Linked DNA regions of Homo sapiens: region 1 is linked to region 2. The links are chromatin loops, found by intact Hi-C in ENCODE. Cell type or tissue: IMR-90. All regions are shown on one strand.

Region 1 (5,000 bases), 170 kb after region 2:
TCCACATTTAATGTATTGATTGTGCTTGTTTTGTGCTTTAGTTTAAAAATAATGAGGAAGGTGATATGGCAGTAGTGATGTATTTTTAATTATAATTTTATTTACTTTTTGCTCATCTGTTTAAATGCAATGTATTTTAATACATTTACTTTAAAACTTTTATTTAGTTACACCATTCCAGAAGAGGGAGATATTTTGAAATTTAACTCCAAATTTGAGTCTGGGAATCTGCGCAAAGTAATTCAAATTAGAAAGTAAGTCACTTAAGATTTTCTCATTTTGTATGTGCACAGATATTTCCTAATTTTCATCAGATTTCTTTGTCTTCTATTTTCAGAAATGAATATGATCTTATTCTGAACTCAGACATAAACAGCAATCATTATCATCAGTGGTTTTACTTTGAAGTCAGTGGAATGCGACCAGGTGTTGCTTACAGGTTTAACATCATTAACTGTGAAAAGTCCAACAGTCAGTTTAATTATGGTAAGACAGTTTTCTTTCCCAATTGAAATGGCATGCAGGCATCTTAACTGTGGAAAAGAAGTTTTTTTAAAAAAATTGTCAACTTTTAAAAAATGTTTCAGTGTCTTGTTTTCTCTAGTTCTCAAAATTCAGATATTATGCAACATTTGAAATAGGTCAAGCTTTTGTTGGTGAAAAAGAGTTACTCTTATATAGGCAAGTCCTTTAAAGTGTAATGGTTGATTTCATCCAAATTGAAGGGAACTAAAGGTTTATTATGTATACTCCGATGGCGACATCTGATTGTGTAATTTTTCTTCTTTAGCCTGTTAATATGGTATATTATGTTGATTGATTTTTGAATGTTGAATGAACCTTTTTCATTTGGAATAAACCCCACTTGGGATAAACAAATCCCAAGTGGGATTTATTTATTAAAAAAAAAAAGTGTGGAATAAACCCCACTTGGTCATTGTGTATAAATTGCTAATATTTTGTTAATGATTTTTTCATTTCTACTAAAGAGGGATATTGGTCTATAGTTGTCTTTTTGTTTGTTTGTTTGGTACTGTATCTGCTTTTGGTATCATGGTATTACTTCATGAAATGAGTTGGGAAGTGTTCCCTCCTCTTAATTTGCTGGAAGCACTTGTGTAGCATTGGTGTTAATTCTTAAACTTTGGTAGAATTCTGTAATGAAACCATCTGAATCTGGAGATTTCCTTTCTTGATAGTCTTTTAAACTAGAAATGTAATTTTTTTTTTTTTTTTGAGATGGAGTTTTGCTCTGTTACCCAAGTTGGAATGCAGTGGTGTGATTGTGGCCCACTGCAACCTCCACCTCTCAGGTTCACGTGATTCCCCTGCATCAGACCCCCAAGCACTACAGGTGCGTGCCACCACGCCTGGATAATTTTTGTACTTTTAGTAGAGATGGGGTTTCACCATGTTGGCCAGGCTGGTCTCGCACTCCTGACCTCGAGTGATCTGCCCACCTTGGCTTCCCAAAGTGCTGGGATTGCAGGTGTGAGCCAGTGCGCCCAGCTAGAAATTTAATTTCTTGAATAGTTTTAGGGCTATTCAAATTACCTCTTTTATCTTGAGTGAGTTGTGGTAGTTTGTGCTTTTTAGGAATTGGTCCATTTCTTCTAAGTTGTTAAATGTATGTGCAGGGTTGTTTGTGGTATTCTCTTACTATCCTTTTGATTTCTGCAGGGTCTGTATTGATGGTCCCTAATTAATTCCTGCTAATGATAATTTCTTCTCTTTTTTTCTTTGTCAGTCTAACTCTAGAGGTTTATTAGCTTTGGGCTGTTTCGAAGAACTAGTGTTTTGTTTCACTGGTTTTCCCTACTATTTGTCTCATGAGACCGTTTTAAAAAAAACTCTTGAGTTGTACCCACAAAAATCTTAAAAATATAGGCTCATTCAATGTTTTTGTGTTTAGTACTTTAATATATACAAAACTAAGGATTATTTGTAAGACACCCAGTAGTCAAACATTATGCCTGTGGAAAATGACATACTTGTATGAACTTAATATCAACATTTTAAAATTGAAGCATCAAGTTTCAAGTATTAATGTTATAATGGCAATCTTATTGTGTAAAAGAAAAGAATTTTTTTCTGGCATACAAGAAAACTTGCACTGGGGCTTGAGAAGAAACATATGTGTGACAAGTTACAAAATCTCCAAGGTCTCAATCATTTGTTGGAAAGATTGAAAAACTTTTAACAACTGAGACATGAAATGCTGTATCATCCATTTCATTTAAATCCTCTAAGTTATTAAAAGCATGAATATGATAATGCTATTTAAGGGGACATTTCTGAAAATTAAAGCTTTCAACAGTTGAAGAGGTTGTTCCCAATTGTCATTATTTATGTGGAAGATAAGATATTGTATACTCTAGAATTACTTCACATGTATGAAAAAAAGCTTTAGTCAGATTCATTTATTTAATGCAATAATTGTGGGATGACTAGGTAGCATAATACCTGGTTTAGTTATAAACACTTTTCTAAGATTTTTAAATGGCTTAAGTAACTAATTTTTAAGTGTTTATTCTTTTAAATATGCATATTTTGACTAAAAGTTCAGCAAGTATATTGATTTATGTGAATAGTGATAGGAATATTCTTGATGCAGTCAATTTCACATTTTGTGATTTTAAACTACTAACTATGGAATGTGATATTTCTCAGAAATATGTTAACCTTAAACTTTCAATTAACTTTAAAAATTACCTTAATTGAAACTCATTCAAAGTATATTAAAATAAGTAAAGAAACCTAGTGATTTCCCTATTTAACTTGTAATGATGCTACATAATATTTTTAGAGGAGAAAAGAACAATTAATTAAATTAATTTTATTGGTATGGTGGGTGCACCTTACGAGTAAAATATAAAGGCATATTTATTCCTGATATAATAGTCAATATAATTTTCAGAAGTGCTACAAGTAGATTGCATTTTTACTAACTATATTCACTTAAAATAGAACTCTTAACACTTTAAACTTTATTAAAAACTATAACATTTTAAATTAAAAGTATACATTTTGGAGCAATGCTTCTCTGTTTCTTAAAAAAACCTATACCTTTATGTGATAGATACAATAATTTCTCTAGTGTCATTTAAAATTTTAAAATGAATAAAATTCTGTAATTAAAACTAATTCAAAGCAGTGGGACAGATGGCTGCTTTATTTTTAAATTTCCTCTCCTTCTTCCCCCTTCTCCTTTGGATATTCTTGTATGTATATCACACTTTCCAAACTCACTATGTAGTGAATTTGGAAAACAGAATGGTGTTAAGAAAAAAATAAAACCATTGACAATGCATCATCCAGAGATAATCACTTTCACATTTGTTGCTTCTTACCAGCCTTTTTTATAATGCAGTGTATGATTTCTACTTACATATAGTTATGCATTTATTTTTTAAAAAAGAAGACTCATAACCAATGCAATTTCATGTTCTGTATTTTAATCAAATTTATGTTATCAGCATTTTTTTCTGGTTATTAAATATTCCTGTGAAACATAGTTTTAAGAGACATCCAGTGGAAGTACTGTAATTTATTTATCCAAACCTTTCTTTGTAAGACAGTTGTTTCTGATTACTTTCTATTTTAAATATTGCCGAGATAAACATTATTATACATAGATATTTGTATTTATAATTCATAGAAGTATCTGTATGCCAGGTACACGTGCATGTTTTTCTGATGATAAAACAGTAGATATTTAATGTGAGAAAGTAAGTAAATTAAAAACAGTTTAAAGGAAAAACTTTAGAAAGGGAGCATCCAAAAAAAACCATTGTTTAACATTTTGTTATCTGTTCTTAAACTTATTCACATTCACATACATAATTTTAAAATTAAGTTTTACTCTTTTACAGATTTGGGATTATAGTATGAAAGCTCATGTGTAACACTACATTTTTTTAAAACTGTACAATAATTTGTAAAAAAACTTTCCCCATGCCCATTAAATATTATTCAGCAGCATCATTAGTAATGTCTGTGTAATATTCTATTGAGTAAGGTACAATAAATGAATGATAACAGATTGAAGATTTAAGTCTTTCTCCACATTTCAAAATTATAAGCTGTCTTGCAGTAGATACCCTTAATTATTTGTTTACATATATGTTTCTGATTATTGCCATGAATTCCTAGAAGTTGGATTTCTCAAAGAGAATGAACATATGTTGCTGAAGACTAGGGAAAATGGGTACTACAGTGCTGGTGAAGTATTAAATTAGTTCAGCCTTTTTGAAGTGCATTTGATAGTATGTTTTTGGTGTTTATATTTAACAGCATCCATCCGGATTTATTTTGGTATTTTCTGTGAATTGGGATTTAACTTAATCCTATTCTTAGTGGTTAAGTAGCTACAACTAAATTCATTCGTTCTCCAAAGAGTTTTAAAGTGTCGTTGATGAATTTATTGAATTGTTAGACATTTCACATTTACAACTGCATACCTGAGCCACGAATGAACGAAAGGTACGAAATACCGTTCAGAAGCCGTTAAACATTGTTGCTCTGTTTTGGCTGTTACAGACAATGGTCAGGTTAGTAAAAACAGATTAGAACCTGATTGATAAAATGCCACCATAACTTGCTTATAATTCCTCACTTTTTGAATTTGAATTCAATTATTTTGACCTCTTAGACACATGTCCCCATTGGTTTGAAACACTGCAGTTCTCATAATCTATGGTCCTACATACACACTAATTATGTTTGGGGGTTTCTTGTTGATCTAGTACCACTGTGTTTCTAATTTATTTTGACTTTAAAATATAGTCTAACATCCTGTAGTTATTTTCAAATACGATATACAGACTTTTCTACCTATTTTTTCTGAATAGTTTATTCTGAATATGATTCACAATAATTTTATCAAATACCAAAAATTTCCATTGGATTAAATTTGTGGAATAGTTTGGGAGAGGCATAATATTTTATATCCAGTCTTACTACTAAGGCACGTGATGTTTTGTTTTGTTGATTCAAGTTTT
Region 2 (5,000 bases):
CTTGGACCCTGGGTTCATGAAGATACGAAGAATTGAGGCAACAACAAAAAAATACATTAACAAAAAGAAAGCAAACATTAAAGCACAAAAGCACCTTCATCAATGTTCTCACCACCTGTGGTTCCCAACATAAAGAATTTTCCATCTCTGTTAGCTATAACACTCTAGAGCTAGGAAAGTAACTAGTACTTTACAAATATTTTTCCTTTCAAATGCTTTATTACAGTTAGAGGAAAAAAGAACGTAATGAACAAAAAAAAGAAAACCACAAACATTTTATATACATGCAAAAGGGCAATAAAGTGACAAAATGTTTAGAAAAAGCATGTGAAAAAGTAAAATCATTTAGTATATGTAAAAAAATAATTTTACTTGCCTTGGGTAGGTGTTTAATTTTTTTCTTTCCTTTGTGAGAACACCGACTAAACTAGAATGACCAGAGGTTGATTTCCAGAATATATTATTCACGACGTTATTTATATGTGTGTTTGCATATGTGGCATGAAATCTGTCATATATATAAAGGATATATGTTTAACCAAAAGGAAGAAAAACACCATACCTTTGTTATTTAGAAAGCAACTCACAATTGCATAATCAAACCTAATCGTTGTTTTGATATAAATTTTCTTGCTTTATTAGTGAGTTGGCTTTGAGGAAATGTGTATTTCCACAGGTAAAACAAGTATGTGTTAATTTCTTGAGCAAGTAGGATTCCAGTATCAGAATACATTCTCAAATGAATTATTCCTAAATAACGCATAGCACATTACTTAATCTTATAAGGAACTTATTATTAGGATCTTCATTAATAAATATTTATTTATAAATATTGCTGTGCTTGTTAAGGGCACTGACCTTTGGCCATTATATATATCTATATCTATGTATATATACAAGTGTATCTATATATACATTATAGCTATATAATGATATATCATGATATAAAATCATATTAAATAATATAAAGTGAAATAATGTATAATGTATACCCTATATCTATATCTATATACAAGTATATAATACTATATATATACAAGTGTTTATATACAAGTGTATATATTATAATGGTAAAAGGTCAGTGCCTTCAACAAAGCATAGCAATAATATATTTAAATAAATATGTATTTATTAACAAAGGTCCTCATTATAAGTTCCTTGTAAGATCATGTGCTATGCCTTAATTAGAAATAATTAATTTACACATACTTGTTTTACCTATGGATATACAAACACATTTCCTTATATACTTGTATAGGTACAAGTGTATATATATATATATGAAATATATATAATAATGGCAAAAGGTCAGTGCATTTATACATATTTATAATGTGTATGTTTTACCTTTGGTTTCTATGATTTATATTTATATATAAATATACATAAATTTATAAAAGTGGAAGACTAGCTGGAAACCAGAATCTGACTTCAAACAGTCTCTGGTAAAAATAAAATTTCCCAGTTAGTTTGTAAATTCGTTTTTTGAAATTTAGAAAATAGTATCTCATTGGACCAATATTTATAAATTGTTTCATTCCCAGGTAAGTCCACAGAAGTCTATTTAATTTAAATAAATTTTAGTACCATGCTTAAGAGATAAACTATTTTCCTTTTTATAAGTTTGTTTTGTTTTGGTTTGTTTCTTAAAGGAACTGGTTTTTAGCAAGGAGACCAAGAAACTCTACTCCCTAGGGGCTAGCAATGAGAGAAAGGAAGCCTTGAGTCTTTGAGCACAGGGTGACAGTTTGGGTCCTATGTGAGATGATCAAATCCACAGCAACAGAGGAAAGGACAAAAGGAAAAGGTCTGTAGCAGCACTACATCAGAAAAAATGGATTCCGCAAGGAAGTGGGTGACTCTGAGTAAGCATCCATGTCAGGATGGTTTTGCTACAGCCCCCAACCAAACATTAATTAGTTTAAGAAACTCAACTTCGGTTTACAAGTGTTTTGGAAAAGTAACAAAGAACAACCTAAATAACAAAATAATTCCTCAGGTCATTACAATGGATGTTTCCTATAACTGAAAAATATGGTTAAAAAGTACAAACTACATTTGGTGTGCAAACTGTTTAGTTCTTAATTCCAAACTAAATTGTACATTATATAGTAAAATTTTGACCAGAAAAACTTGGAGATTTTAGTAAAAATTTCATTGACATATTTACAGCCCCAGTGTAGTTTGGCCAGTGTGCAAAGCCTGACTAAGGAGGTTATAGAAAAAAATATCAGACTTGAAGCCTATCAAATCATTAAAGATGCTTTAGCAAGACTTCAAGCTTTACAGACATACTCCATGTGACCAGAGATGTCATAACCAGTGTTCTTTCTCTTGAAATGTTAGAATGCTTTAGTTTTATTCTATAATTTCCGTGTTCCATGGAACAGCATTCATTTCTCCCAGTTTTAGTAACATAATGAGAGATATATTGAGTGTATAGAGCAGGAAAGACATGAAAACTTATATTGCATAATATTAGCAAACAAAAAAGATAGCATTATAAATTTTTAAAAATCCAAAAAATTTCCAGAAACAGAACAGTGAGCATGTTTAAAAAGTCAAGACTGACCATTTCTGTGAGCTCTGAGGACTGTAAATGAGCCTCAATCCATAAAGCTGAGAGGTTGTCTTAGCCCACATATGCAGCAGGTGACTCCCTCTGACAAAAGCAAGATTTAGCTGGATCTTTTAAAAAATAACAATATACTTGTATTTGAGAATAACAATAATATAGTTATATTGTAACATACTTTTATAATGTACATTTATATTATATAGTAATACATACTTGATAGATATTTTAGTCTATTACTAGTTTTATTCTTCAAATATGCCTGGAAAAACATTTAAGCGTATTTATAAATGTAAATATTTAAATGTTATCAAGTATTGGAAAACATGTTTGATTACTATGGGAATATAAACTAAAACTCCCCGAATATATATAGAAGATGTACACATCTATAGCATATAAAAGAATTAGGGATTCCTTCCTCCCCTTCTTCCTTTATGCTGAGGAAAGAGGTAGTGAACTTGAGCTTTAGTTTTTAACAGGTTAGAAAAAGGAATCTTTTTACATATCTACTAAAAGTTCTATTATTCAATGTCTAAGTTTTTAAGTCCCTTGGTTTTCTAGATACTTCGATGGAATCAGCAGCCATTGATCCAATGCCAACTCCAAGACTGGAACGTCGCAATGATAGTTCCAAGGCGGAAATTTGACGTAATTCTTTTCGACACAGTTTTACAGGTGTGACACCATGAAGTCGTCCCACATTTCCCACAACCTGAATTTGGGATGACAGTCGACTGAGATTTTGTAAACTGATTATCATCTGTTTCTGTTTTATTCTCATTACCTAACATATGCCCACTGGGGGGTGCTAAAGAACTATGAATTGGAGGTAATTCTGGGATATCTTCCCAGAGCTTTTGAGGATTTGGCTGTGTTCTTAAGCTGCTTGCTGAACTGTCCATTTCTCTTTCTCTTCCACTTAATTTCATACTTTCAGGTCTGGATGCCCATTTTAATTCTTCTGAAAGCATGCCTCCTTCTGGCTTCAGGACTCCATCTCCAGCCTTATGATCTAAAAATAATCCCCAAACCAAAAAATTAGATATTATTTCCTCAAAATTAGGTGTTTTAATCAAAACATCTTAACATAAATACATTATTATCACCCAATATGCATAATGTTGTTCAACTTTTTTGTTAAATGACTTATTTTAGATGAACAGATGTGTGAATATGAATATTTTTATTTCACTTACAGGCATCTTGCATGTGAATAACTCACAACTTTAATTCATGGAACAAATTGAGAAATAGTCTTTTGGGGGTTTGGTACTCCCTGGAAACATAAGAGTGCTTTGGGCACCTCTGGTGCCTTTCCATGCCTGCCTTCTCTGCTGTTCTTGCTACTAGTGAATTCTAAATCATGGCCAAGTGATGCCAGCACTGGATAATATTGGCTCTGCCCCATATCTCGAGGGAAAACTCTGGGACTTGGCATTATATGTGTGGGAATCTGGCCTTGGTTGGCACTCCCAGCATGATAGCAGGGTTCTGCTGTCTGAATGTACTCTGGGGTGTGCGCCACAATTTCTGTCATCGAAATGGAGATGAGAGAATATGCCCTTGGTGGGGACACCCCACTGGAATTAGAGTGAAGAGATCAAAGCTAGAGGTTCTTAAATCAAAGAATGTCTAATAGCAAAGACAAAAACTTGCTTAAGAGAAATGCATACAGGTACTAGACCTAATATGATGAAAAATGCTAACTTCAACATATTGATGCATGCTTAGTATACTTTTAGTCCTGCAAAGACAAAAGTTTTTTGTTTGTTTTTTTTTGAGACGGAGTCTCGCTCTGTCGCCCAGGTTGGAGTGCAGTGGTGTGATCTCGGCTTACTGCAAGCTCTGCCTCCTGGGTTCACACCATTCTCCTGCCTCAGCCTCCGGAGTAGCTGGGACTACAGGCGCCCGCCACCACGCCCGGCTAATTTTTTGTATTTTTAGTAGAGATGGGGTTTCACCGTGTTAGCCAGGATGGTCTCGATCTCCTGACCTCAGGTGATCCGCCTGCCTTGGCCTCCCAAAGTGCTGGGATTACAGGCATGAGCCACCGCACCTGGCCCAGTCCTGCCAAGACAAAGTTTTAAAACACAGGTTGCACATTGGCAGCTCTCAAGCCAAATCTGGCCCATAGACATGGTTTGCTTGGCCTATAATGTTAGTAATACTTGACCCAAGATTTAAAATTTGAAAAGTTTCATATAAAAATATAGATTTACAGCTTTTCTAGAAAAACTATAAGAGTTAACAGTTTCTGAATTGCAACAGCAGCTGGAACACCGTTGCCACTGACCATTTAGATGACTGCTGCAGTCCCCACGGCTCACTCTGGTTCAGGTAGGGGTTCTAGTTTGTAACCCCTGGTTTAAAACATAACTGACTCTCTAGTTTTTAAAATTCTCTCAAAATCAAATAACCTGAA

The links. Hi-C counts contacts between places; a loop is a spot of excess contacts. Peaks named below come from ENCODE experiments on the same cell type or tissue, not always from the same donor. Only the 100,000 strongest peaks of a DNase experiment are listed, where the experiment ranks them.
Region 1: it touches region 2 in a loop (6-fold over the local background); 5 of 110 quality-filtered maps call a loop at or near these places.

Annotation. Positions count from the first base shown.
Region 1 is chr9:85,614,469-85,619,468 of GRCh38, reverse strand. AGTPBP1 (ATP/GTP binding carboxypeptidase 1) reads left to right here. Exons shown (of 26, transcript NM_001330701.2): 16 at 168-254; 17 at 338-486. Among named protein-coding and RNA genes, the nearest start is that of AGTPBP1, 120 kb to the left of the region's middle. In IMR-90, no CTCF peak of the experiment used is centred here; no DNase peak of the experiment used is centred here.
Region 2 is chr9:85,784,691-85,789,690 of GRCh38, reverse strand. It overlaps a transcript of AGTPBP1 not described here and the pseudogene LOC100419824. Among named protein-coding and RNA genes, the nearest start is that of AGTPBP1, 45 kb to the right of the region's middle. In IMR-90, no CTCF peak of the experiment used is centred here; no DNase peak of the experiment used is centred here.